7 separate regions of the Homo sapiens genome follow, and regions 1, 2, 4, 5, 6 and 7 are each linked to region 3. A link is a loop called in an ENCODE intact Hi-C map of the cell type or tissue named here. Cell type or tissue: mammary epithelial cell. All regions are shown on one strand.

Region 1 (4,000 bases), 290 kb before region 3:
ACAATGCCTAATTTCCCCCACCCACGTCTACTTGGAGACAATTTTTGAACTTTCACATAAAAAAAAAATCTGGAAAAAGTGTCTTTCAAACTTTCAGATATGTTTGACTTCCAGGTCACAGTAGGAGATATGCTATGCATTAGATAAGACTGAAAAGTTGCATAAAACGGTAGTCACCCTTCCTAGGTGATGCACCCTGATATTTTCTTCTATTATATTTCATTTTTTAAAAACTCCCAATGTGACCCACTAAGTTGATTTTATGATCTCCCAGTGGGTCACGGCCCATAAATGAAAATACACTAGTACAGCTGTCTTCATTTAGAGGAAAGAGAGTAGTGGTATTAGGAACAATTTGAAAAGAAGCATTCCTTCCTGTCTAAGTTCCAGTGAGATCAGGACTATCCTCAGTGTAGACACCCAAGTGGCCTGTGTACAAGAGCCCACAGATAATGCAGTGATTCCACTCTGCTGGCTCCCGGAGGAATGTCTAGAGACACGTTGTATGGAGGAGAAGAAATAAGGAGGAGCAGAAGCATCAGCATTTGCCACTTCCATGTGGATGACATCAGTAATTTGGTCCAAGGGCAAACTTTCGTGTTTGCACAATAATCATCACAAAGAAGTTTTTTTTATCGTAGGACAAAAAGTTAAAGTGAAAATATTTAGTACATTTTCTCTCAAATGGGCTTTGTATGAATAAGGTTTTGAGAGGATCCAAGAACAGACCAGATTGATCACCTTAGCAAGAACGATGGGCAGAGAGGGAAAGAAACAGAGAGGAGGCCAGAAGGACCAACATGAGAGAGCAGAGAGGAGACGGAGGGACAGGGGAAGTTTGAGAATGAAAGGAGACTGGAAACCCTGCTATGCAGTTAAGATGGTTTTTATTTAAAGTGTGGTATAATCCCTTCCTTGACATCCTACCCATCTCTAAGAAAACCTTCAGAAAAGGGCTATATTCCCCTTTAAAGCTTTTGTAGATATGTGTGTGTGTGTTGGGGGTGGGATGATGTGAGGATGGGTATTTTGTGTATGATAAAATAAGCCTTACAGTCATAGTCAAAAGGCCAATTTAATTCCGATTGCATAAGTAAAGTAAAATCATAGTTGTAACTAGTAAATTGACTCTGCTGATTGAGCAATTGAGAGGAACACCCAATAATAAAGAATGAGTGAGTTACAAGTGGGTTTCAAAGACGTTATCTGTAGATTTGATTTACGCTCCTAAGTATTTGCACACAAGACTGCAGATGTTTCCCTATAAACATTTTCTTAGCAAGGTCAAAGAGGGCCCGGTGAACAATGTAGTCTTTGTACACTTAAAATTTTAATATGGCTTTTTAAGTTTCTGAAGGCCATATCAACTTTGGTGTCTGAGATCTCTTAATGGACTACAGGGTCTAATCTCACAAAGGTCAAAAGCTTAAAGAGAAAATTGTGATTATTTTTATTTCCACAAAATGGAAAGAAACCCATAGAATACTCATAGAACAAGAGATCCTCCTCCTTCTTAAAGTCAAGTTCTCAGATGCTCTCAATTGATTAAAAAGCTTTAGAATAAGAAACGAGGCTAAAACAACATTTAAATGAGACTTTTGGGGGACAATCTAGTGTCACACACGAAGTTGAATGAACCTGTATTTCCCTAAAAGGAATGCTGGGCATACTCAGAGTGCTAAGATTATTGAGAACCGTCGCATTATTGAAGTTTAAGTTATCAGGAGAAAGCTATTTATTGGGCTTTCCTTGAACCCTAGAGCTTGATGAGATCTCTAATCCCTCTCAGCAGATAAAAGCCGTGAAGGATGAAGTAATGTGTGATATCCACTAGGGGGCAGTAAAAGCTGCAAGTGTTCCCAAGGCAGGCTCTTTAGAATAAGGTTTTAGGAGTCATGATGAGGAAGTAAGAAAAGATCCCTAAGATCCCCAAAGACAACAGATGAGCTCTCACCATGCTCCTGGTGTCACAGTGCTCTGAATGGATGTGAGAGGTAATGGGTTTGTAGCCTTCTCTGAGAATGCCTAGATAAGAACACACAGGCTCATTTCCTTCTTTTGACCTGTTGCAGAAATAAGCCAAACAGAATGTGCATACAAGCTCAGAAAATTAGTACCTGAAGTAATTTGTGCTAGCAGCTAAGGATGACAGACAATAGGCCAATCAGAACTTAGGTAGAATAGAAAATTGCAACCAACCCTCTGAGCATTATCTTTCTTCTATCTACTGATAATCATTGGGAATTATATTTCTCTTACCTTAAATATCATAATCTTCCTGATCTTCAAATGAATTGTTTTTGCAGCAGCACCAAGCTCTGTGTATAGAGATAAAGGCTAAATCTCTGACACTTTGGTCTTCTGCCTCTAAACCATCCTACTGCTTTCAAGAGTTCAGCTCTCTTCTCTGTCCCATTTCCAGTCTCAGTTTCATCATCGTAAAATGCAGGACTTGACTTTATGTTTTCTTTGATTTTCAAGTCTCCATCCCTGTCATCTTCCAGTGCTGTTCTGGGGTCACCTCCCATCAGTCCCCACAGGCAGTTCTTCCCAACTCTGCATTCAGTGACTTCAGGTTGGCAGCATAAAATCAGCCATGGTGGAAGCATTTACGCCGCAGAATTGGCAAATGATATAAACCAGGGTGCTTTCCTTCCTGGAGAGCCAGTTGTTAAACATTTATCAGCATACCAGTAAACCTCTCTCCATTCAAGTTCTAACTTTCAGCCTGATAGACATAACTATTTGAATGTATCATGACCATCTCAAACTGTACTGGCAAAAGGTAAAACCTGAGTCTCACATTTGTTTCCTTTTCCTTCTCTACCCTCTGTCTCTTTTGAGAAAGAAATGACACATTTTTCTTTTTATTTTTTTGAGATGAAGTCTTGCTCTGATGTCCAGGCTGGAGTGCAATGGTGCGATCTCGGCACACTGCAACCTCTGCCTCCTGGGTTTGAGCGATTCTCATACCTCACCCTCCCGAGTAGCTGGGATTACAGGCACGCGCCACCACACTGGGCTAATTTTTGTATTATTAGTAGAGACGAGTTTCACCATGTTGCCCAGGCTGGTCTTAAACTCCTGACCTCAGATGATCCACCCGCCTTGGCTTCCCAAAGTGCTGGGGTTACAGGTGTGAGTCACCGTGCCTGGCCAGAAATGGTGCATTTTTCAGTCAGCTAAGCATATAATCTTGGTATCAGCTTTGGTTTACATTTCTCTACCTACTGAGGCTATGCACAGTCGTAAAGATTGTTCCTTTGAAGTCTCTCTTAAAGTCACCCTTTTTTTCTCATTTCCCTTGCCAACATTTATCATGTCACACCTGAATTTATTTAAGAAACTTCTAGGTTTTTTTTTTTTTTTTTACTTCTGTCCCCTCCAATCCTATAAGTGGCAACAAAACTTTTCTTCAATCATGTCTTCACCCCAATAAAAAAACTCTCATGGCTCTGCCTCTCTGATAATATTTCATGTCTAACACCCTCTGCCTGGTTTATAAAATTCCCTCCAACCTGGCACCATGTCAGCCATCTCACAATTTTTCTTGCTCTGTCCCATCCCTCTGCCGCAATGACTCTTCCTGTCATCTCACATAAGCCTCATTTCCCAAGCTGTTCTCTCAAGGACTCGGGACACCACTGTCTGCAGCTGTAGGAGAGAAATAAAGGCCGTGACAGCTACCGATGCATCATATTAACCTCCCAGGCTTAATCCTGCGATAGGGCTGCTCTGAGTCCGCTCATGGACCCCATGAACTTTCCTCCTTTTCCATCCAGCTAAGCTCCACGTCTAGGCACTGCCTTCTTGTTTTGACTCCTTTGGGGATGCTAACCTGATTCTGACCTGTTTCAGTGATTTTGGTGGCCCCACTGAGAAGAGAATCCTAGAGGACGCTGGTCCTAGGCTGTGTGTATACTTTGTTTATATTCTAGTAACTCAACAGGCTGAACATTTTGGGCCCTATATCTTGTGCATAGAGAGAGCAGACATACTT
Region 2 (4,000 bases), 100 kb before region 3:
TCCTTCTCAAAAAATAAATAAATAAAAATAAAAATTATCCATGACAGGATGGAACCATGGTCCCAAACAAGCTAGATCAAATTTCACAAGGATATAAACTAAACCATTCACTTAGGTTTCTAAACATTTATTTATTGATTTCAAAATAGAGACTGATATCAGTGTAACCCAACACTGGGAACACAACTTCTGACTAAACTAACACAACCTTAGGCTGTGTGTATGGAAGTGAAATCTAGCAGCAGGAAAAGAGCAGTCCTCCTCGTTTCCATGTTGGTCAGACCGTCATCCCTACTACTGAAGCCCAGCTGGGTGACAGGTTTTACAGCAAGCATTAAGTAAGAGCCTATTCAAAAGTACAAGACACAAACAGCCTGAAAAGCCTGCCCTGTGAGAGCTGATTTAAAGGGTCTGGGGAGATTTTTATTTTTATTTATTTATTTATTCATTCATTTATTTATTTATTTGAGACAGAGTCTCACTCTGTCGCCAGGCTGGAGTGCTGTGGCGCGATCTTGGCTCACTGCAACCTCCGACTCCCTGGTTCAAGTGATTCTCCTGCCTCAGCCTCCCGAGTAACTGGGATTACAGGTGGGCACCATCATGCCCAGCTAATTTTTGTATTTTTAGTAAAGACAGGGTTTCACCATGTTGGCCAGGCTGGTCTCTATCTCCTGACCTCGTGATCTGCCTGCCTCAGCCTCCCAAAGTGCTGGGATTACAGGCGTGAGCTACCGCGACCGGCCAGGTCTGGGGAGATTTACGCTGAGGAGAAAGGCCTGGAGAGTCCAAGCGAGCTGTCTTTGGGAAAGGAGTTCGACACATTCTGCACTACTCCAAGGAGCAGAGCTATGACCGACAAATGTAAAATGCTAAGGTAGAGGTGGCCAATACAAAGACGAATTTCCTAAAACGTATGATGCTCTCTGACCAGATAGGAGTCATTGCTTGTCACCAAAAGTGAGTAAGCACTAGCTAAATGACCATCTATAAGGAGTGTTCTGGAAGGGAGGTGGCACCATCCTGTCTTCCAACCTGGGGAACATAGAGAGGTTTTGTTTGTTCTACAAAACATTGAAAATTAATTTTGTAAAATGCCTTAGAAGGAACAACTGCTCTCTGGTCTGAACAATTCACACTACCGCCCATTGTCCTGAAGTCTAGCTGTTTCACATATTTATGCCACCTGCCCAGCTCTTAAAGGCATTGGCATTTGCCTAATCTCTAATGTCCATTCCAACTCTAGGCTAACTTGCTTGGTGACTCAGCTTCACCACAGAGCTGTCACAGAATTTTGTACCATTGGAGGACAGAAGAGATAGGAACTTGACCATAAAATAGTTAAAGTAGAATTGATTGATGAAGACAGTTAACTTCAAACAGTCTGAGGTTGAAACATTTCTCTTGCTCTACACAACTTTATCACACTTGACACCCCATCACCTCTGCTTTTTCTCCCTCTTCCCATGTAACTTTCAATTTTATAGCTTCTGTGAACTCAGACTATTTTAAACAGGAACTTTCCACCTAGAATTCAGAAGCTTTTATTACCAGACCAGCCCAGCCCAGAAAAGCAGGTTGACTTTTCTTACTAATTTTAGCCATTCCAAAGGTCCTTTGGCAGGGACCAGGTTCTTCCACTCTGTGGTTGGTGTAATGCTGCCATCTGGTGATTATTCCCACAAAGTGCCTGAGGCGTCTGTCTCCTCCTAGGCAGAAATGTTTCCCAACTTACAAGTCAGTAGAGTAGTCCTGCCCCAAGCAGGGTCCCCCTAATTGGGAGGGTAAAATTCATCTCCATGAAGACACTTGTGTGCTGAAAATGGTAATTTCTAATTAATATTAGTATTAACCATGATTATTATTAATGATACGAAGATTGAGTTATAACAGATAATATTAATAATGATGTCCTGCAGCAAAAATTTACATATAACATTATGTAGCCTATATATTATTAGAAATATATTACTGGATATTATCCTTATTGCAACCCCACAAGTAACATAGTATTACCATATTCATTACTTTCCCTATGAGGGGACAGACTCAGAGAGAGTAAGAGGCAAGCTCCAGATCACACAGCCTCTAAGTAGGAGAGTCAGAATCAGACTCCAGTAGAGCAGGCTTCAAATTTTCTAGATGGTTCAGCATGGAGCCTAACTAGATTTCAATAGCATCCAGTGTACAGAAGTGGACCCCCTTAAGCTATGGGATAGGCAGGATGGGGGAACCAGCAGTCTAAGGAGGCATGAAAAAAATTGTGCAGGGCTTGGTGGTGGTGAAGGATTCCATTTACACAACTGGTTTGGAACAGGATTCAGCTGGCAATAGAATGCTTAGGTGATAAGATCTAGCTGGAGGAAAAGGACTGGTAGGTGCCAGGTGGGAAGTCAAGGCCCCACTGGAGCAGAGTAAGGAAGAACTGTGGCTCCTTCGGCATATTGAGTGCCTAGGGAAAATGCCACTGAGGGCAATGAGACGTCTCAAGTTCCCCTAGTCTTGGCTTAGCTAGCTGAAGGAACTGGGTGGGGTGGGATTGGCCAGGCGTGCTGGTACCACTGCCATTACTCTTGCCAGATGCCATATTGCCTTCCCTAAAGGCAATGTATTACATATTAGGTGTGATATGTTATATTACATATTAGGTGTGAGGGTGTGGGAGTGATAAATGATGTACATTTGTATTTGTCTGTTTGTTTAATAATCCATCATGGCCATTCTGAGCTAGGTGATTTCTCATCCTTTGTCTCATTTAATTTCTATGACTCTAAGGGAATATTTAGAATTTGGAAATCCTACATCTAGATGTGCATAGTCTGGTTGTTGAGAAGGTACTCTATAAAGAGAAAGGATTTTTAGCCTCTTGAAGAAACTAAACCATCAGTAACCTGGCCCACATTTTGCTTGGTGAATCTCTCAAAACGATTGACATGCAGGCATTTCACTTCTAAAACAAACACAAGATAAATAAGCCTCTACACCTGAGAGAACTATGCCCAATTCCACCATTTGATCTCATCATTCAAGTGAGGTTCCCAATGTCTGATTTTTTATTGCTTGAGTTTCAAACATTGGTTTGTTTTTTGTGCTTTACACAAGTACAGTTAATGAAAGGCAACAGTTATATCACAAGTATACCTCTTTTGGAGGAAATTACTCTTTCTACCTTTTAGGGACCCTTTGTAGTTGTTTATTTTCATTTGGACCAGTGTATTAGGCCGTTCTCATGCTGCTATGAAGAAATACCCAAGACTGGGTAATTTATGAAGAAAAGAGGTTTAAATGAGAACACATGGACACAGGGAGGGGAACACCACACATTGGGGCTTGTAAGGGGAGGGCGGGGGTCAGAGGAGAGGAACAGGAAAAATAGCTAATGCATGCCAGGCTTAATACCTAGGTGATTGGCCGATAGGTGCAGCAAACCACCATGGCACAAGTTTACCTATGTAATAAACCTGCACATCCTGCACACATACCCTGGAACTTAAAATAATTTTTTTTAAAAAAAGAAAAGAGGTTTAATTGACCCACAGTTCTGTGTGGCTGGGGAGGCCTCAGGAAACTTACAATCACGGCAGAAGGCACTTTTTCACAGGGCAGCAGGAGAGAGAATGAGAGCTAGCAGGGGAAATGCCAGATGCTTATAAAACCATCAGATCTCATGAGAACTCACTCACTGTCACAAGAATAGCATGGGGGTGGCAAACCGCCCCCATAATTCAATTACCTCCCACCAGGTCCCTCCCATGACATGTGGGGATTATGGGAACTACAATTCAAGATGAAATTTGGGTGGGGACACAGCTATGCCATATCAACCAGACTGGTATAAACTAGCCAGCACATGGACAAATGGGCTCTAACATATCACTCTGTGCTAGTGTTCTAACGTATAATTTCATCCATTCATTGTAAGAGGGTTAATAGCAAACATTGCATATGAAGCTTATATTCAAGAATAGTAACTGCTTCGAGATTGTTTGAAAAGTTGAAA
Region 3 (4,000 bases):
TCAAGATGGAACAGGAAATAAGGGCGGTGTTGTCCCATCTCATTTCAAGGCTTGAGAAGCTGTGAGGCCCCGGGGCACATATGTCCCATTAGTAAGTAATTGTGGTAATCTAACAAAAAAAAATTTCTTCTTTATATATGAATAAGTTTTTCATATGGCTGCCAAGTTGTTAGAACATAAAGACTTTAGTTGTTTGGACCTAATAACTTAAAAAGTAGACTAGGAATATCTTTTGGCCTAGAGTTGCCGAGACTATTTTAAAAGTTTAGGGACCTCTGCAAATTGAAGCCTTGCTACTCTAAGTATGGTCCCCCAATCAGCATCTTTTGATGTCACCTGGGAGCTCATTACAAATGCAGAGCCTCCCGCCCCACCCAAATCAGAATTTCATTTTTACAAGATCCATAGGTGATTTGTAAGCACTTGATTAATATTTGAAAAGGATTGCATAGGCAGGGTGCAGTGGCTCACGCCTGAAATCCCAGCACTTTGGGAGGCTGAGATGGGCGGATCACTTGAGGTTGGGAGTTTGAGACCAGCCTGACCAACATGGAGAAACCCTGTCTGTACTAAAGATACAAAATTAGCCAGGCATGGTGGTGCATGCCTGTAATCCCAGCTACTTGGGAGGCTGAGGCAGGAGAATCGCTTGAACCCAGGAGGCGGAGGTTGCAGTGAGCTGAGATCATGCCATTGCACTCCAGCCTGGGCAACAAGAGTGAAACTCTGTCTCAAAAAAAAAAAAAAAAAAAAAAAAAAAAGCACTGCCTTTAAGTGTCATGAGGGCAGTATAAGCAAACGTCCCAGGCCTGCTATTGCCTCATCAAACCATACAGAAGGCATCTATCCGCTGGGGTCAGACTTCAGATCCTGCCCTGGACACTTAGTAGCTGTGGATGTTAGGTGACATTGTGAACTTTGAATTTCAGTTTCCTCATCTGTCAAGTGAGAATAACAGCTGCTTCTGTCACCTTGGGGTAGTCATAAATGTTAAATGAAATAATGCTTACAAAATAGAATGTCTGCTCCTGAGTAGAAGGTGAAAAAACAACCGTTTCTTTTTCCTTTTGGGTCTGTGGCTCTAGGGCATGTTGTTTGTCTTCTTCTGTGCCTTTGATAGATTATAATTGCAGAAGTGGCGAAATTGTATATACGGTCATCCCTCCGTATCTGTGGGAGATCGGTTTCAGGACCTCCTCCTCATACCCAAATCCAAGGATGCTCAAGTCTCTTATATAAAGCGGCATAGTATTTGCATATAACCTATGCACATCCTCCCATATATGTTACATCATCTCTAGAATACTTATAATACCTAATACAATGCCTACACATTCACGTGGATTCAACAGTGCATTGCTGTGTGCAAATTTTTTTGTGGATTTTTTTTCCCCAAATATTCTCAATCCATAGTTGAGTGAACACAAGGCTGTAGTACCCACAAATACAAAGGGCTGATTGATTGTAGAGTCAGTGGGGAGATGAACGCCCATGAGAACAGCCAAGCACATGCAAAGACGCACTCTCGTTCCAGGTCTTGTACCAGCAGGTACTCCCTGGAAATGTGGGCAGGCTTGCCTTAGGGATTTCTTTGTCCCTACAATGAGGCCTGTAGACAGAGAAAAACTGGCTGTGGGCTTGATTTTTAAGTTTTCCAAGGGCAGCCCGAATAATCCTGCCTAATAGACAAGGACACATTCTTCCCTAAGACTGTGAGTTCCCCAAACTGGAGACCCAGGTTCACTCCTACTGGATCCACCCCACACCTAAGGCAGTGCCTGGAGACTGGAAGGGCTCAATATGTGTTTGCTGACTTGAGTGGAACGTACCAAGCCAGCCTCCATTCTTCTCTATCCTGGGAAACCTTGGTCCAACCGTGTGGCTTTTTTCCCTACACACCACCGCCACCTGCAGGAAAAATTGTCACATTGCAGTTGCTTGCTAATGCTAGAGCCTTTAACACTTGGGAAACACTGATTTGGAATCTGCGTGTTCAATGTGTTGTGATCCTTCATGCAAGGTTGAGGTTTATTTCTGCCTGGCAAAATGTTTTTTTCTCACAGATAAAAATGTTATAGAGTTAATGCTATGGGTGCACAAAAAAGGAGACATGATATTCCAAATTATGAGAATCCCTTGTGTGGGGGGAGGCTCAGTGTAAAATTAGGTGGGGAGGCCGAATCAAGTTTCCTTCAGGCATCTGCAAAGTAGCCACTTAACGCAGTTGATGTTCTAATTACAAACTAGTTGTTCATTATAACAACTCTTCTAATTCTTTTTTTCCCCCTTTAAAAAAAACAAAACAAAACAGAGTCTCACTCTGTCACCCAGGCTGGAGTGCAGTGGTGTGATCATGGCTCACTGCAGCCTTGACTCCTGGGCTCAGGTGATTCTCCTGCCTCAGTGTCCCAAATAGCTGGGACTACAGGCATGCACCACCACACCAGGCTAATTTTATTTTATTACTTTTTTATTTTTATTTTTATTTTTTTTTGTAGAGACGGTATCTCACTTTGTTGAGCAAGCTGACCTTGAACTCCTGGCCTCAAACAATCCTCTCACCTCAGCCTCCCAAAGTGCTTGCATTACAGGTGTGAGCCACCATACCCCACCAACTCTTCTAATTCTAACCATAGCTATAGAAAAAAATATATAGATAAATGAATACCACCACCATTAACCTAGTTTGGTCTCTTTGCTTCATATACAATAAAACTGTTTCTTTTGAAACCCAGAATCAAAAATGTAGCTTTTCAGTAGTTCAGACTGACATGCCAACATAAGTCTGAATTCACTCTCAAATATAAAACATTGCCTCTACTCCAAGATATTGTAGTGTAGAAAAGTAAGTCCAGGCTGGGTGCAGTGGCTCATGCCTGTAATGCCAGCACTTGGGGAGGCTGAAGTGGGCGGATCACCTGAGGTCAGGAGTTCGAGACCAGCCTGGCAAACATGGTGAAATCCTGTCTCTACTAAAAATACAAAAATTAGCTAGGTGTGGTGGTGGGTGCCTGTAATCCCAGCTACTCGGGAGGCCAAGGCAGGAGAATTGCTTGACTTAGGAGGCGGAGGTTGCAGTGAGCCAAGATCGCACCATTGCACTCCAGCCTGGGTGAGAGAGCGACACTCCATCTCAAAAAAAAAAAAAAAAAAGTCCATTTCTTCTGCAATAACCATTCAAAAACACTCTAGTTTTGATCATCATAAATAAGGAGAGGTAAGAACCAGAGATTTAAGCCCTGTTTGCCTCAAAGGACTGTTATATAGGTTAAATAACAGCATAGAAAACCTGAAAAACCCTAGTAGATGCCCATAGGGATTTGTCTCCTTCCCCTTTGGGCTGGAGTTCCTTTACCTATCCCTGCCCACCTTTCCGCTGCTGTCACCCAGTCCTCTCCTGTGCCCCAGTGCTGGCATCAGCTTTAGACGATGCTCAGTGTACACCTCCCTCCAGCCACGCAGCCTAGCAGGCCAGTGCGAGACCCAGGAAGAGTCGAGGGTGAGGTGAGAAGGGCTAAAGAGAGGATACATGAGCCCAATCTCAATGGAATCAGGGTGTATCAGTCTGTTCTCACGCTGCTAATAAAGATATACCTGAGACTGGGTAATTACAAAGGAAAGAGGTTTAATGGACTCACAGTTCCGCATGGGTGGGGAGGCCTCACAATCATGGCGGTAGGTGAATGAGGAGCAAGTCACATCTTCACGGTGGCAGGCAAGAGCGCTTGCGCAGGGGAACTACCATTTATAAAACCATTAGATCTCCCGAGACTTATTCACTACCATAAGAACAGTATAAGGGAAACTGCCCCCAGGATTCAGTTATCGCCACCTGGCCCTGCTCTTGACAGGTGGGGATTATTGCAATTCAAGGTGAGATTTGGGTGAAGACACTGCCAAGCCATATCACAGGTGCTGCTTGAAAAGCAACCCAGCTAGGAGAGGCATTTCTGCAAGGCCATCCCAGGGGGCATAATTCCCATAGCACCAAGCCGCCATG
Region 4 (4,000 bases), 600 kb before region 3:
TCTCTAATTATGCTGATGAATATCTTTTTATGTGTTTATTTGCTACTCATATCTTTTTGGCTAAATATCTGTTCATGTCTTTTTCCAGTTTTTCTAAAAGTTGGCTAATTTGATTTCTTATTGAATTGTGAGAGTTTTTAAAATCCATATTATTTATACAAGACCTTCATCAGATATGTGATTTACAAATATCTTCCCCCAGTTTGTTGCTTGTCTTCATTGTCTTAACTGTATTTTTAGAAGAAAAGACTTTTAAAATTTTTGTCTAATTTATTAACTTTTAATTAATTAATTTTGCTAATTTTGTTTTCAGGGACTATTTTTGTGTGGCAGGAAATAGGGAGATATTGAAGAATTTTGAGCAGGGGATCAACATATTAAAAGAGACATTAGGATAAAAATTGGTTTGATTGTAGACAACAATTTAAATTGAAGTAGAAATAAATCTAGGGTAAGAGAAATTAGCTGTTACAATAAATTAGGCATGAAATAAATGAGGAATTTAGGTAAGTATGGTAACAACCAGAATTATACCTTATTAAAATTTCATCTATCTGCTTAACTAGAATCTGCTAATGATTGAATAGATTTTCTTATAGCCAGGGTTACTTCGGATGACTCCAAAGGGAAATCCAGAGACTTCCCTGATCAGCAACATGAGGAGGCCCCCAACCTCCTTAATCCTATTTGGCCAGTTCCTCCAATGCCCTTTTTAAGAAAATGTGTATCATGGTTTTCCATGCAGTCAGGAAACATAAACTTTCTAGGATGCAATTTAGTCATAATGCTTATATCTATTAGTTATTGCTATATCACAAACCACTTCAAAAGTTAGGGTCTTAAAACAACCATCAGCCGGGCGCCGTGGCTTGCTCCTGTAATCCTGGGCCGAGGCAAGCAGATCACTTGAGGTCAGGAGTTCGAGACCAGCTTGGCCAACGTGGTGAAACCACATCTCTACTAAAAGTATAAAAATTAGCCAGGCATGGTGGTGGGTGCCTGTAATGCCAGCTACTCGAGATGCTGAGGCAGGAGAATCACTGGAACCCAGGAGCGGAGGTTGCAGTGAGCTGAGATCGTGCCACAGCACTCCAGCCTCGGCGACAGAGCAAGGCTCTGTCTCAAAAAAAACAAAAACAACCAACCAACCAACCAACCAAACAAAAAACAAAACCGTTGTTTACTTAGCTCATGATTCTGAAGATTTGACCATTTGGGGTGGGAACAGCTGGGTTCTTCTGGTTCCTTCTGGGTCCTCTACTTGGCTACAGATGGCTTTGTTGATCTTGGCTGAGCTCTCTCAAATGTCCTGGTGCCTTGGCTAGCTTATTGAAGCCCAGGCTTAGCATTAACAAGTGCCTTCCATGGTATTTAATTGGACAAAGTAAGTCAAAGGCAGCCCAGATTCAAGGAGTGCATACAAGGAGGGGAATAATCGTAGGCATTTTTGCAAACAATCTGCTTCGGTGCTTATCTTCAGACCTGAGATATGGTCATGTTTGTGACATTCCTTGGAAAGAAAAGCATCCTAGAGACCTTTCTAGGAGTTACTGGTGAAGGAAGTATTTAGAAGATAAACTTTCATTAAATTCATTGTAGCAGGATCTGGGAATTAGGATCTCAAGGGGAAATCCCAACTCTTGTTGTTTGCTTCCCGTAAGAATAAGAAACAGCAGCATTATCAAGTGCTGTACTTTACTACAAATATTAACCGGCAACAATTGACCCTCTCTGGGACTTTCCATTTAGTTATTTACTGGAAGCTGTTCTGTAATTTTCAGCAGTGCTGTTATCTATGAGATTACTTTTCTTTTAGCTGTGCTGGGTTTTCAGACGCATTAATATAGCTTAATATCTCTTCCTGTTGCTTCTCTAATTAAAAGCTTGTTGGATTTCCAAATAAGAAATAACATACACAAGCACTGGTAATTCAGGCTGCTAATAATTGGGAGAAAAACTTCAGCAAGGAACAGCATCAACCAGGCATGAGGGATCTTATGATCCGGCAAAGAAAGAGGCCTAGGAGTCTGGGGAGGATTGCAGGGCAGTGATCTGGCTCTGAGCAGCTGGCCTCCCTGAGAGGGGCTGCTGCCGATGAAGGACCGCCAACAGACAGCCTGAGTATAGTGCATGTGCCCTGTCCCAAGATGGATGTTTGAATCCTGGATCCAAGAGAAGAGCTCATGTCTGTTTTTCCAATCACTGCTTGTATCCTTTCCTGCTTCCCCAAGTCCCTCATTCCTCTCCTCCCGGCGGCTTTTGCCCTCTTTGGTCCAGGCCGCAGGAAACCGTTCCTCTAGTTCTAACAATCGGCCACTAGATGGCACTAGATGTTCGGATTAAAGTGCCTTCCTGAGCTCCACGGGCCCAGGGCGAGGGCAGGCAGGGTCTGAAGACAGCTTCTCTCGGCCACCGTCATTCTCTCTCCCACTTCGCTCTTCACTTCTCATCCCTTCCTCATCCCATTTAAACATTAGATTCCTTCCAGCAGCGGTGTTTGCGTGATTTCAAAGGTAGGGAAACCGTGTGTTTCGTATGGTGGGGTGCCGGTGGAAGAAAGGGAGTTTGTGGGTTCCACAAGAACCTTAGGTGCCCGCTAAGGACACAGATCGAACTCCAGGCAAGAAAGGCACAGCGACTGCTTCCCTCTCTCGCGCCATGAGCACTGGCCTCTCTTAAGCAACCCCGCTGAGCTGTTGAATAGACCCCTCACACTGTTACTTCAAAAACTGAATTCTTGGTTGGGCGCGGTGGCTCATGCCACCCAGCACTTTGGGAGGCCGAAGCGGGTGGATCACTTGAGGTCAAGAGATCAAGATCAGCCTGGCCAACATGGCGAAACCCCGTCTCTACTAAAAATACAAAAGAAATTAGCTTGGCCTGGTAACAGGCACCTGTAATCCCAGCTACTCAGGAGGCTGAGGCAGGAGAATCGGTTGAATCTGGGAAGCAGAGGTTGCAGTGTGCCAAGATCGCGCTACTGCACTCCAGCCTGGGCGGCAGAGTGAGACTCCATTTCAAACATAAATAAAATAGGCCTGGCGCGGTGGATCACGCCTGTAATCACAGCACTTTGGGAGGCCGAGGCGGGCGGATCACGAGGTCAGGAGATCGAGAACATCCTGGCTAATACGGTGAAACCCCGTCTCTACTAAAAATACAAAAAATTACCTGGGCGTGGTGGCGGGCTCCTGTAGTCTCAGCTACTCGGGAGGGTGAGGCAGGAGAATGGTGTGAACCCGGGAGGCGGAGCTTGCAGTGAGCCGAGATGGCGCCACTGCACTCCAGCCTGGGCGACAGAGTGAGACTCCGTCTCAAATAAAATAAAAAATAAAAAAAAATAATAAAATCACATCAAATAAAACACAAAAATTGAACTCTTCCTTCTCTCCACCCTCTCTCATCCCAATCCATTCTTCTTTTTATAGTTCCATCCTCACTGATGTGAATTTTTTGTTTGTTTGTTTGTTTTCTGAGACAAAGTCTCTCTCCATCACCCAGGCTGGAGTGCAGTGGTGCGGTCTTGGCTCATTGCAAGCTTCGCCTCCCGTGTTCAAGCAATTCTCCTGCCTCAGCCTCCCGAGTAGCTGGGACAGGGCCCGCCACTACACCCAGCTAATTTTTGTGTTTTTAGTAGAGACGGGGTTTCATTATGTTGGCCAGGCTGGTCTCGAACTTCTGACCTCAGGCAATCCACCCACCTCGGCCTCCCAAATTGATGGGATTACAGGCGTGAGCCACCGGGCGGTCTCATGTCACCTTTTAACCTAATCATTTCTGGAAGCTAAAAGTCATCCTGTTTTCTTACATAAGTCTAGCGCCTTTTCCAATCTGCTACCATAATGCTCCCTAACTTCATGTCTGCCCCCACCCCTCCCTTTCCGTTTGTACTGAATAATGGCGCCGGTTTTGGGATCATCTATTTAATTACACAAGCCCTGGTATTCACACTGGGGATACAGCAGTGACTTCCAAGCTGAAACTTTAAGGATGAGTTGAA
Region 5 (4,000 bases), 940 kb before region 3:
ACACCAGGACTATTACTAGAGCCCAAGTTAGTAGGGTTGCTCACAGCTACTGTCTAAGGACAGTAAAAGCAAGTCCCCATCTTGCCTTTATGTCATGCACTTCTTTGTCTTGTGCTTGCAGGTTGCAGTCTGCTGAGCAGACCTCCAGGCCTCTCTGGGCCTCTGTGCTCCTGTCTGTAAATGAAGGGGTAGGATGGGCTGCTCTGTAATGGCTCCCCAATTCTACCCTCTACACATGCCTAGACCAGACTTCTGACTTCTTTTGTAATCTCTGAATTACTTTGATTCAGTTGACCTCTCTAAGGCTCATCTTATGTAAATAATGAGCCTGTAAACCAGGGTCCTGTGACTTTGGAGTCCTTCCTAGACTATAGGCTCCTCTGAGCACCTGTGGGTATATAGTAAATGGATTTAGGACACAGCAACCTGGAATCACTCCCAGCCCTGAGTATGAGCATCTGTCACTGGAGGCCTGTTCCAGGCTGTTCCTGGCTGCAGCATTTTGAGCTGAAGGCAGGCTGACTAGGGCAAGGTTAAATTCCACCATCCCTAACCCCTTTGCCTATTACTTGTTGAATGGTTTCTCAGGTTAGGTTCCTAAGAACAATGGTTCTTAAACTGTGATCTCTGGACTGGCAGCATCTGCATCATCTGGGAACTTTTTAGAAACAGCTTGTCTGACCCACTGAGTCAGAAGTTTGGGGGTGGAGCCCAGGAATCTGGGTTTTAACAAGCTTTTTAGGTGATGTCATGCGTGTCAAGCTTTGGGAAGCAATGCCCTAGGGGCCAAGCCTGAGTCAGATTCCGGTACATGTAATTTGTTGGGGGCATGCTCTCAGGAGGAAGTGGGGTGAGGAAAGTGGAACTGGGCAGGGGAAGGAGCTCAGCAAAGGTGTGAGGGCTAAGGGCTCAGGCTGATCCCCTGGGGAGATGTGGAGCATGAATTGACTCAGAGTTAGTCCCATGTTTAAGGCAAGGGAGTGAGCTTTTTGTGCCCCTCTTAGTCATTGGCTGTGGGCTGCCCATCCTGGAGTGGGGCGGGCAGTGTGCAACCTCCTAGATGAGTTTGGCAAAGGACGATTCTCCAGAAAAGGATGCAGCTGTGAGCCCTTAGCAGCTGACATTGACAGCAGCTGGGAAGTATTTACCTGTCTGAGGCAGCTGGGTGGGACACCTGTGGCCTCCATGTCAGTTCTCATGGCTCCTTCTGCATTCACCCAACCCCTAGGTATTACAGTAAAGATAAACTGCAAAGCCTGTCCCTGGATATCACCTTAGATGCATTGGATGCCCTGGTGAGATGGGCCAAGCAGGGATCTTTTACAGGTTAGGATACAGACTCCAGAAGGTGAGACTGAAACGAAACTGTTTCCAGGCTCAGACAGCCTTTCCCATCATGACATGTGCAGCCCTCTGCAAGAGCATCATATTACCCATTACTGGCTTTGTGGCTGGGTCACGTCCTTTTGTCTTAGTGAGTTCAGAGGTGTCATAGCCCAGGTAGGCACTGGGGATGCCAGTGCATGATATGGTTCCCTGCCTCCAGAAGCCCAGGGTGCACTGGGATGCCCTGTGTAATTGGGTGCTAAATTGTGGCCCTCACAAAGGAGTGGAAGTTCAGGGAGCAGTTAAGGGACGCTATTGAGGGGGCAGGAGGGCCCTGGGCTTGGAGAGGCAGTGTTTAATGCAAAAGACTTCCTGGTAAACCAGTAACATTGGAGAAGGAATGGCTGTACTTTTAATTCACAGATCCAGGGGAAGATTAACCTGCCTTGTTCTGCTGTGGGTCTCTGCAGCCTTGATACAGCCAAGGGCCCAAAGCCTCAGTGTTTCTGCCTTTGCATTGAAACACTCCTCTGACACTGGGGATGCCTGGCAGTTTTTCAGGTTTTGCAGAAGAATGGACAGTAGATGGCAGCAGATCTTCATCAATCCTCCCAACCCCAGCGATTTAGTCTCGTTGCCCTTGTTGCATAATTTAATTCAGGGGACATTCACCAGGCCCTACCAGACCTTTCTTAAGCAGTCCAGGGGGAGAGAGACAAGTGCATCCCAAACTCTCCCAGGTCCTCTAGAGCCTCTGGAGGCCCCCAGATCTGGAGTGAAAGCCACGGGCGCACAGATGCCTCTCTGTGTCCTGAGGGGGAATGAATTGTGCCAGCCGGGACTTGGAGGAGGCTTACAGAGGATGTGGCATTTGCGGTTCATTGACTGTTCCCTGCTTCTGAGCATCCCAGCTCTGAAAACATCTGCACCTCATGGGATGAGTAATGGGGAGAATTTTCATTTTAATTTGTCTTTATGCATTATTTGGACTTCACATCAGACTATTAAGGTTCAAAATCTGACTCTTGAGACACACAATACCTATTTCCTTTCCAGCATGCCGGTCATCCTGTGTGGATAGTGGCCTGCTTGGGCTCTTGCACTGGTTCAGCCTCACCTTCTTAACCTGTTCTGGGGACCTCTCTTCTGTGGTGGATACAGCTGTCCTCCACACCTGCCATTGATGCCCGATGCTCAGCCACTTCTCCCCACTTCTCAGCCTGTTGATCACATTTTACCCTATACATGTGCCCCCAGTCCACAGTGGAATGCCATTTCTCCTTCTGATTGCTGGCCTCCTGAAAGTAGGCACAGGAGATTAAACATGAGAAACAGCTCCAGTGCATGTTACAGGCCACTCTGAGCCCTCCAAAAATGGGGTTGATGACCCCTAAACCTTGTGTGGTTATTATAACCCCAAGGTACCTTCAGTTCCATGGTTTCCAAGTCTCTGATCTGATGCGTCTGCAGAGGAAAGAGATTTCCCTTGACTCAGATTTCCTTTGAGATCCAGAAAGTGCGGCTAAAGAAGTGAGAGAGTGGCCACACATCCCCCTGGAAGGGAAGATGAGTGATCTTGTATTGTCCATCTGTGGACATCAGCATGGCAGCTCTGAGATCTCCCTTGGACCACACCTGGGCCCTTGCCAGCTCCATCCTAGGTTCTGAGTCCTGGGATACAGGCTGGGAAGATGTTCCATGCAGGAGAAGTAGCAGCTGTTAGATGGAAGGAAGTTGTTGGGCTCTGAGATAATATTTGGGAGATGAGTGTGAGAGAGCAGGAGTGGTATTATGGAGAATCTTTCCTGTATTCCTTTTTTTCTCACTCCAAGATGCTTTTGTGCTGCTCTGTTAGCTATGTTCCAGCAGTTCCTGGCTACCAGAATCCCATATAAAGGCCCACATAGAGGTTAGTAGGACCAGAACAAGGCTGAGTGAGGTGAAGCATCTAGGATGCAAAATGTAAGGAGCTACTCACTCTCACAGTTGTTCAGCTGCAGGCTGGACACCTGCATTAACCTGAGAGGGAAGGTCTCTTAAAATTTTGCACCTTAGGCTTCTTGATTATCTCACCCTAATCCTATCCTGGTTAGCAGAGTTTGGCTGCTTTCTTTTGTTCCTTCAGTATCTTGGACAACCCTCAGTATAGAACAATGATTTGATAACTCATATTTATATTCATGAACTTTTTGAGGCCTGGAATGGGGCCTTATTTCTCTGTCTTTACTCAGCCATGTCTCTGTACCTGGCAATAATAAGTGCCAAGCAAATGAGAGAGTGCACTTAGCAAGGAGAATGGAAGGGAAAGTTATGCTAATCTGTCTGTGATAGTATCGTGAAACTTAAAAGTGGTAAGTCTTTCATATAATTGAAACAATTTGAACTTTAGTTTGCCTGTTGGCATTCATTAATTTACTCAGTAATTTTTTTGTTCATACAAAACTAGTTACATGACTGCCTGATCACCCAACCATATATCTAGCCAACTAAACAACTAACCAGCCATCTGACCACCCAACCAACCAACCATCCCAACCGACCAACCAAACCAACCAACCAACCCAACCAACCATCCAACCATCCATTCATCCAACAAACCATTCCACCCATCCAATCATCTCACCCACCCAACCAACCAACCCACCCAACCAACCAACCTAACCAACCCGGCCAA
Region 6 (4,000 bases), 240 kb before region 3:
ACAGAGTTTCACCATGTTGCCCAGGCTGGTCTCAAAATCCTGAGCTCAGGCAATGTGCCCATCTCAGCCTCCCAAAGTGCTAGGATTACAGGCATGAGCCACCGCACCAGGCCAAATGATTCTTATAAACTTCTAGCTTCTCTGGTTCCTCTGAAATAGGTGATTTGTGACAATTCATACCTGTTAGGAGAAAGAAATGTTTTGAGTAAGGTGGAGATGCAGGTACTCTGAAACAAAAGTGTCAACTTGTGAGGTTTAATCATATGGCTTTCCCCATAATTAGAATTGATAGTTGTCTTGATCACTTTTGAGCTTGAGAGGAGTTTCCTATCCATGTGACCTATGACTAAACTAGAGTCTAGTTGGTGATTTGTTGTCTGTGACAGATCCCATAAGCTGTTACTGAAACTGGTAAGCTGGTCTCTTAAGTGTCCTTAGATTCTCCTTACCACCTGCCTGCTAGGTCACAGTGTCGGGGGAAGAAACCTGGGCTTGGAGCCAGAAACCTGGGTTTGAGATTAGGTTCTAGCATTGACCACTCATAGCATCTGGTGAATAATTTACTTCTCAGAACCTCTGGTACCTTGTTTGTAAAACAGGAATAACGGGCCGGGTGTGGTGGCTCATGCCTGTAATCCCAGCAGTTGGGGAGGCCAAGGCAGGTGGATTACGAGGTCAGGAGTTCAAGATCAGCCTAGCCAAGATGGTGAAACCCTGTCTCTACTAAAAATACAAAAAAAAAAAAAAAAAAAAAATTAGCCGGGCGCCTGTAATCCCATCTACTCAGGAGGCTGAGACAAAAGAACCGCTTGAACTCGGAGGGTGGAGGTTGCAGTGAGCCGAGATCGTGCCACGGCACTCCAGCCTGGGCTACAGAGTGAGACTCCATCTAAATAAATAAATAAATAAACAAACAGGAATAACACCTGCCCAAGCTCTCTATGTTGTCATGAGATTTAAATGAGATACCATTATGGAAATGCTTCATAATCTATAAAAAAAATACACAAAGGTTAGTTATCCTCTTTATTTTGTCCATAAAATAATAGTTTCCTCTCTGGAATGCTCATCCCTATTCCTTCACAAGGGGTATGAGTCCAGATTCCAGCAAGAAGCAGAATCTACTCCACAGTTTTTAAGGCAGATACTGTAATGAAGGGATAGAAGTGTGGGTAGGGTTAAGGGAACAACCAGGAAAGGAGAGAGCCCAGAGAGTAACAACAGTGAGAAGCCATTACTCCCTCTATGGTCAGAGGGCCTAGGGTAGCAGTGGGAGGACCTATGCCACTGGAGCCCAGAAAGAGCTGGAGTCACAGAGGAGGGGTCACTCAATGGGAGCTACAGTCCCAGAGGGCCACAGTCTCTCCAAACACTCCTAAGCAGGGAAGAGGAGGAGAAACAAGGTCCTCACCTGTCCCTCCTCCTGCCTCCTGGAGTCTCTCATTGACCAAAGTCACTGGAAACCAGCTGGTAAGTGATCCAGGCAATGGTGCTATTTGTGGAGTTAGAGAAGAGCAGGGAAGGCACATGCATGGGGCGAGTGGAGCATTGCCAGTTCACTGGTCAAGTTCCTGCCCATTGCTTAGCTCCCATCTCCTCAGGATGCAGAGGACTTTCACCAATCCCTTGTTGGATTCAACTCCACCATCTTGTGTTTTCTCCATAACTCTTACTATCACCTGAAACCCTCTTCTTATTTATTTGCTTGGTTGTTTCCTGTTCATCCTCCCCTACTAGAAGGTACATTCTATGAGGCCAGGAACTTTGTTGGCCTTGTTCACTTCCCTTACTCCAAACCTGGAGCATAACAAATACTTGTTAAATATCTGCTGCATGTACAATGATGGCAGAGTAATTGAGTAAGAGGTAATATGATCAAGGATGCCATCAAATGAATACCTGAACTGTAAGTATATGAGGAGAAATTCCCGTTGCTCCTGCCCCTGGTTGAATCACCAGTCAAATTTTTGCATTCTGAAGAACTCAGACTGCTGGGCTGAGGCATGCTCATTTATGCCATTTCCTCAAAGCCTCTTTGTTTCCTCATTGTTCTTTGCACATTGCAACAGGAATAGTTCTTCCATGATGAACTGAGGCCACTCCTTTTCTATTTGCATCTGAAAGTGGGGACTTGGCCACTTCCTCTACACGTTCCTTATCTTTTTGGCAAAAAGGGAGCTCCTGTTGTTGTGTAACAGCTGTTGCCCCCAGACTCCCAGATGAGTCACCACAATGGCAATGGTACTAGTAATCCTTTATGCTCATATAAAGTGCTTTAGGGATTAAAACTATTTGTGCAGTTATCATCTCTTAATCCTGACACTCTCCCATGAGAGAAGTGTTATTTTCTTGTCTCAGATAAGGAAGTTGAGGCCTCCCATGCGTGGATTTTCCTTGTCAGTGACAGATTTTTTCCTGGAGTAATCTATATAACTTTTTAGTAGCACTGATCCAGGAAACAGCTCTCAAGGGGACTGGCTTTGAGACCAAGTTCCATTTTGCCTACGGAGCAAGTCACCTAACCTCTTTGAACCTCAGTATCCTCATCTACGAGACAACAAACACTTCTCTTATGGGACAGTGTCAGGATTAAGAGATAATAGCTGCACAAATACAGCTCTCCTGGCTCCTCACAGTTCAGTCTTTTCTAGCAATTGGCATGGCTTCATTCAGTATCTTTTAGTTGGTCAGGCAGCTTGGTCGGTGACAAAAATTTGGACTTTGGACTCAGACTTAAATTTAAGACCTTTGGGAGGCTGAGGTGGGTGGATCACTTGAGCCCAGGAGGTTGAGAACTGCCTGGGCAACATGGTGAAACCCCATGCCTACAAAAAATACAAAAATTAGCCAGGCATGTTGGCACATGCCTGTAGTCTGAGCTACTTGGGAGACTGAGAAGGGAGCATCACCTGAGCCCGCAAGGTTGAGGCTGCAGTGAGCTGCGACGACGCCACTGCACACCAGCCTGGGTGACAGAGTGAGGCCCTGTCTCTAAAAAAAAAAAAAAAAAAAAAAGAAAGAAAGAAAAGAAAAAGAAAAACAACAACAACCACAAAAAGCCTCACTCTGGAACACAGTTTCTTTTTTATTTCAGGCAAGTAACATTTCTCTCACGCCACTGTTCTCTCTTCTCTTGAATGGGGTTATTAAAACACAGCTTCCAGAGTCATTTTGAGAATAAAATATCACAATATACATGGAAGTATTTGTCACATAATAGGTGCTCCACAAATGTTAGTTCTCCTCCTCTTGTCCCACTTGCATGCTTTCATTTTATAAGCCACTTCACATCCCCTTTATGAGACTGGAGACAGTATCAACCCAAAATAAGCTAGATTTTTAAATAACAGTCCACTCTGAGCTGTGAGGAGGAAGGGGAGCCCAGGCCAGGCAGAAGCTCCTTGCCCTGTACTCGAGAGGTATGGGAGGCAGCCTAGTGATCTTGGCTTAATTCTAACCTCATCCTGACCTTGAGGCCACACTTATTTGCTCAGCATCAATCATGCCCATGAACTTCTATAAATGTTATTGAGGTTTAAAAGGGGAAAGCAGCTGGTGCATATAGGTAAAAGGATAAGAGATTCCAAATTCAACTCTAGCTTCTTGGAGGAATTAAGCACATGTATTTACTACTCTTTCACTGAGTGGCAGGTCCCATTCTAAGTGTTTTACACCAATTACCATATTTAAAATTTAGGTCAACTCTATGAAGTGTACTCTCATTACCCCCACTTTGAAGGTGAGGAAACAGAGAGTGTTAGAGGGGATATTAGTTTGTTCTCACTCTGCTAGTAAAGACACACTCAAGACTCGATAATTTATTAAGGAAAGAGGTTTAATTGACTCAGAGTTCTGCAGGACTGGGAAGGCCTCAGGAAACTTACAATCATGGCAGAAGAGGAAGCAAACATGTCTTTCTTCACATAGTGGCAGCAAAGAGAATTGCCCAGCAAAGGGGGAAAAGCCCCTTGTAAAACCATCAGATCTCGTGAGAACTCAC
Region 7 (4,000 bases), 88 kb before region 3:
GGGTGTGAGGGCCACCATCCGAAAGCTTCTAATGCCTTGTCTCCTATTGCCTTCACCTTCTTTCCTCTTAGAATTTGCAATTATACAAAAAAAGGTACTTTTATATCCAGTTGATTTGACATCATACACCTGCTGAAATGGATGCTATATAAGGTTTTACCAGATGACAATGAATTTCCCTTTATTAACATCCAAAGAAATAGAAAAAAATACACTCAAAGAAAACAATTCAAACATACACACATATACGTGTGCATATTTATACTCCTATGCAGGCATACATATGCACACAGGCGCATGTGCTGGAAAGCAAGTGGAAATAAGAGATTGCATTCCTCCATGACAGGAGACCGCTTAAAGACATTTAAAGCACAAAGAGAACAAGTTAGTGCATGCAGCAACATCTACTAAGAGTGAGCCTGGGTTTGTAAGGCCTGAAAACTGTTCTGAAGAAAATTGGCTTTAAATTAGATGCCAAGTGCTAGACAGGGCTAGAAAAAATATTTACGAAAATATTAACAGGACATAGCTCTTGGACCAAGTGAAGATTATAAGCAGAGATGGACATCTCTTAGAAGATAATGGGAGGCCAGGCATGGTGGCTCACGCCTGTAATCCCAACACTTTGGGAGGCCAAGATGGGTGGATCACCTGAGGTTAGGGCTTCGAGAACAGCCTGGCCAACATGGCAAAACCCCGTCTCCATTAAAACTACAAAAAAAAAAAAAAAAATTAACTGGGTGTGGTGGTGTGTGCCTATAATCCCAGCTACTTGGAAGGCTGAGGCAAGAGAATCACTTGAACCTGGGAGGCGGAGACTGCAGTGAGGTGAGATCATGCCACTGCACTCCAGCCTGAGCAACAGAGAGAGTCTCCGTCTCAAAAAAAAAAAAAAAAAAAAAAGAAGAGGAAGAAGAAGACGATGACGACAACGACGACGACAATGGGAGTTCTGAGCAGATGTTGAAACTAAGAGCAATTTTAGGTAAAGGACTTGAAGACTCAAAAACATCATTATCTTACCCCCCTAATATAGCAATATATAACACTGCAGATAAACATTTGACTAATTGATAAATGCCATTTTTGTGGCCTTTTTGGGTTGTCTAGGGTAATGATTTGTTGATATAATTAAATTTTCACATATAAGTGAGTTATTTGCAATAATTTGTTAATTCAAAAAAATGGTTTGTTGGTATAACTAAATTGTTATATATAGGTAAATTCTTCAGGATAATTTGTTAATTTTAAAAAGTGTTAATTCAAAAAAAATTCCAGAAAAGAAAATGAGATCTATCAGAAATAAGATTTCTGAATATTAGAAGTGCTTCCATATTGTTTATGATTTAGTTTTAGAGAAAAGTAAAAGTACACAAATAAGAAAAAGTAATATGAGCATATTCAAAGTGAAAATTCATTGTCTTTTGGTGATGGTGCTCTTACCATTGAAGTTAAAGTTTGTTTCAATGGGTTTGGGTCAGTAGAGCAGAACTTGCATTTGGTATTTGGGTTATAATCAAGCCTTTATATTGTAAGAAAAAGAAGAAGAAGAAAAAGAAGAAATGTTCAAAACACTCTATTTTTGAGGGTTTTTATTTATTTTTTTTCTCACCTACAGTTTTCTTTATTATGAAATCATTTCTATACTTATTCTAGGGCTAAAATGTGTTTTTCCATGTTTCCAAATAACCAGAAGATGGCAGCATTTCAGAATCTTCCACATCCCTCCACCATTCTCAGAGAGCAAACACTCCATCAGTTATTCCCAAACCAAAACACCCCAGTCTTATACCTTTCAATCACAAAAGGCTACCCCAAAATAACTACATGAGCATAAAATTCAATGTTTATGATGTTCAGCCTATTTGAGCACTACACTTCCATGATCCTGGCGTCACTGTCCCCAGAACTTTGAAGTGAATTTGAACCAGTTGGGAAGTCTTGGTTACCTGATGGGAAGCTACTAGAACCACTCAAACAGCTCGCTGCTAAGGGACAAGCAACTTATCCTTGTGTTCAGCTATACTGTGGTCCCTGCTGTGACTCAGATCTTAGAAGAAAAGAAATGAAACAAGAGATGGGTTCGAAATCTTACTGCCATTTTTTGACCACAGACAAGTTAACTAGCCATTCTATGTCAGAACACGTATCTATAACAGATGCCCTTCATGGTCTACAAGATCTTTTCTGGTCTTAAGAGCCATAATCTAGCATTCCTGCCAACATCAGTATCACTTCAGAGATTCCCTAAGTGTTTCAAATTCACTCACATTGATGCAAGAGTAATTGCAAAATTGCAAAATTGATGCAAGAGCTTTACTATGCAAAATACGTTATTCAGTATAAAAGCGAGAGGATAGAATCAAAACCAAACTCCAAAACCAAAATATGGAGAGTTTTCAATATAAAAACATTACTCTTAGGAAAGTATTTCCATTATGACAATTCTGGTAAAAATAGCCATCCGGCTGCCAGGATGTTGGCCATGTAGTTTAGAGAGGAAGGGTAAGAAATCTCAGACTTCCTAGAAACAGGGCTAGAGGAGTCCACCTAGCTGTAAAGTTGGTCTCCATGGAAGGAGGAAGAAGAGAAGCTTCAAAACAGCCAGCCTGCAAGATCAGTTTCCTTTAAAGCACACCACAGAAGCCCCACAGCATGCTCTCTGTTCCCAGCTCACTGGCCATTGTCTCTACAAGGAATGCTGGGAAATGTAATTTTTTAGCTAGACACATGGATGCCTCTAAAGTATTCTTGTTAACAAGAATAAAGGAGAGAAAGATTGTGAGTAGTCAACTAGCAGCCTCTGCTACACTGATTTTGGGAAGGGGTCCAAGCCTGTGGGTCTGATAGAGATGGCTTTAGGGCCTAACAAGCATTAATATTACTCAAAGTCAAATGGTTAGTGGCCCTGGAGTTCTGGGTCATGGATTTCAAAGCATGATCCAACCCAGGATGCAAAACAAAGGGGATAGCTGGTAAGAACTCAGCAAGTCATCAGAGTGCCGGCAAATGGACTGGGCTTGGAGGTGCCAAAGGTAAATAGCTTTAGTTAAAGCCATGAAAACAGATTGTGTTCAGCAACTACTGACAGCAGGGGAAAGAGCTGAGCTCCACTCCAATTTGTGCAGAGGTGATTTGGGCATTCTAAAGAGAGAATAAGGGAGGGTGAAGAGTAGGGGCTCAGTAGAGTCAGAAAAGTGAAAAATCACAAAGAATTGGTCCATGTCAATGCCATTAGACCAACTGTGTTTGTGAGCCAGCAGTAACTGAAGTTAGGATTCTGCCCTCCTAGAGACCGGGGACAGAGGCCCAAACCTTCTAGATGATTACATTTCAAAGGAGTGGCTCTCAGGTCCTTGAGAGAGACACTTGTGAGTTGTAAGAAATACATATTTACAATTATAATCAACATTTAATAAATACTCTTAGAAAGGGCCTATGTCAGGTGTTGGCGAAAGCAAACAGTAAATTTTCCTGGCAGCCTTTAGATTTCTCAGTCAGGCTTTTTATTGGGGGATGGGGAGGTTAAGGTCATCCCAGGGACACAGCCTTGTGCTGCTGGGAGGCAGACTGGAGGGTGGTCAAGTCTGTTAGTGGAGAGTTCCAAAGTTCTCAGGAGCTGCAGGAATATATTTAAATGAGAAAACCAAGGCAAAGGCACAGCCTGAGAGAGAAAGTAAGAGTTAAACGATGACTACATCAGGAGCAATGGGAAGGATTAAAAGCGTAGACAAAGTTCAATTCTAGATTCCAACTCCTGGAGATGACAGGATGCCTAACCTTTGCCTGCCTTCCTCAGGGTGGGCTTGTTAGGTGGATGAAGCTGATCCTGCAGATTCCAACCTCCAGGACTGTGACTAAGCAGGACTAAGACTAATAAACATTATTCTAAGCAGATTTTCTTTAATCAAACACATACCAGCTGAACAGATGTGTTCAATGTTATTGATACTCAGAGTGAGGCAGTACCCAGCAACAAAGTTAAACAAGATTAAACAGA

The links. Hi-C counts contacts between places; a loop is a spot of excess contacts. Peaks named below come from ENCODE experiments on the same cell type or tissue, not always from the same donor. Only the 100,000 strongest peaks of a DNase experiment are listed, where the experiment ranks them.
Region 1: a loop joins it to region 3, with 18 times the contacts of the local background. A loop is called at or near these places in 69 of 110 quality-filtered maps.
Region 2: a loop joins it to region 3, with 6 times the contacts of the local background. A loop is called at or near these places in 39 of 110 quality-filtered maps.
Region 4: a loop joins it to region 3, with 12 times the contacts of the local background. A loop is called at or near these places in 70 of 110 quality-filtered maps.
Region 5: it touches region 3 in a loop (16-fold over the local background); 7 of 110 quality-filtered maps call a loop at or near these places.
Region 6: it touches region 3 in a loop (6-fold over the local background); 3 of 110 quality-filtered maps call a loop at or near these places.
Region 7: a loop joins it to region 3, with 18 times the contacts of the local background. A loop is called at or near these places in 50 of 110 quality-filtered maps.

The regions. Positions count from the first base shown.
Region 1 is chr7:31,441,725-31,445,724 of GRCh38, forward strand. No RefSeq gene overlaps it. Among named protein-coding and RNA genes, the nearest start is that of ITPRID1, 70 kb to the right of the region's middle. In mammary epithelial cell, a CTCF peak has its summit at 1,839 (motif pointing right); no DNase peak of the experiment used is centred here.
Region 2 is chr7:31,632,439-31,636,438 of GRCh38, forward strand. All of the region lies in intron 10 of ITPRID1 (ITPR interacting domain containing 1), which reads left to right. It also overlaps a transcript of PDE1C not described here. Among named protein-coding and RNA genes, the nearest start is that of PPP1R17, 53 kb to the right of the region's middle. In mammary epithelial cell, a CTCF peak has its summit at 1,668 (motif pointing left); no DNase peak of the experiment used is centred here.
Region 3 is chr7:31,734,666-31,738,665 of GRCh38, forward strand. It overlaps a transcript of PDE1C not described here. Among named protein-coding and RNA genes, the nearest start is that of PPP1R17, 49 kb to the left of the region's middle. In mammary epithelial cell, a CTCF peak has its summit at 1,919 (motif pointing left); a DNase peak (open chromatin) is centred at 1,896; H3K27ac peaks cover 862 bases.
Region 4 is chr7:31,132,331-31,136,330 of GRCh38, forward strand. It overlaps LOC107986781 (a long non-coding RNA gene), which reads left to right and starts at 2,313. Exons shown (of 3, transcript XR_001745159.1): 1 at 2,313-2,513. RefSeq lists silencers at 2,238-2,287, 2,308-2,407. In mammary epithelial cell, a CTCF peak has its summit at 2,306 (motif pointing right); no DNase peak of the experiment used is centred here.
Region 5 is chr7:30,798,980-30,802,979 of GRCh38, forward strand. All of the region lies in intron 5 of MINDY4 (MINDY lysine 48 deubiquitinase 4), which reads left to right. All of the region lies in intron 7 of INMT-MINDY4 (INMT-MINDY4 readthrough (NMD candidate)), which reads left to right. Among named protein-coding and RNA genes, the nearest start is that of MINDY4, 30 kb to the left of the region's middle. RefSeq lists enhancers at 821-940, 1,807-1,936. In mammary epithelial cell, a CTCF peak has its summit at 1,914 (motif pointing right); DNase peaks (open chromatin) are centred at 812 and 2,192; H3K27ac peaks cover 1,036 bases.
Region 6 is chr7:31,491,790-31,495,789 of GRCh38, forward strand. No RefSeq gene overlaps it. Among named protein-coding and RNA genes, the nearest start is that of ITPRID1, 20 kb to the right of the region's middle. In mammary epithelial cell, no CTCF peak of the experiment used is centred here; a DNase peak (open chromatin) is centred at 2,002; H3K27ac peaks cover 686 bases.
Region 7 is chr7:31,646,793-31,650,792 of GRCh38, forward strand. The region is part of intron 12 of ITPRID1 (ITPR interacting domain containing 1); the gene reads left to right. It also overlaps a transcript of PDE1C not described here. Among named protein-coding and RNA genes, the nearest start is that of PPP1R17, 38 kb to the right of the region's middle. In mammary epithelial cell, a CTCF peak has its summit at 1,710 (motif pointing right); no DNase peak of the experiment used is centred here; H3K27ac peaks cover 288 bases.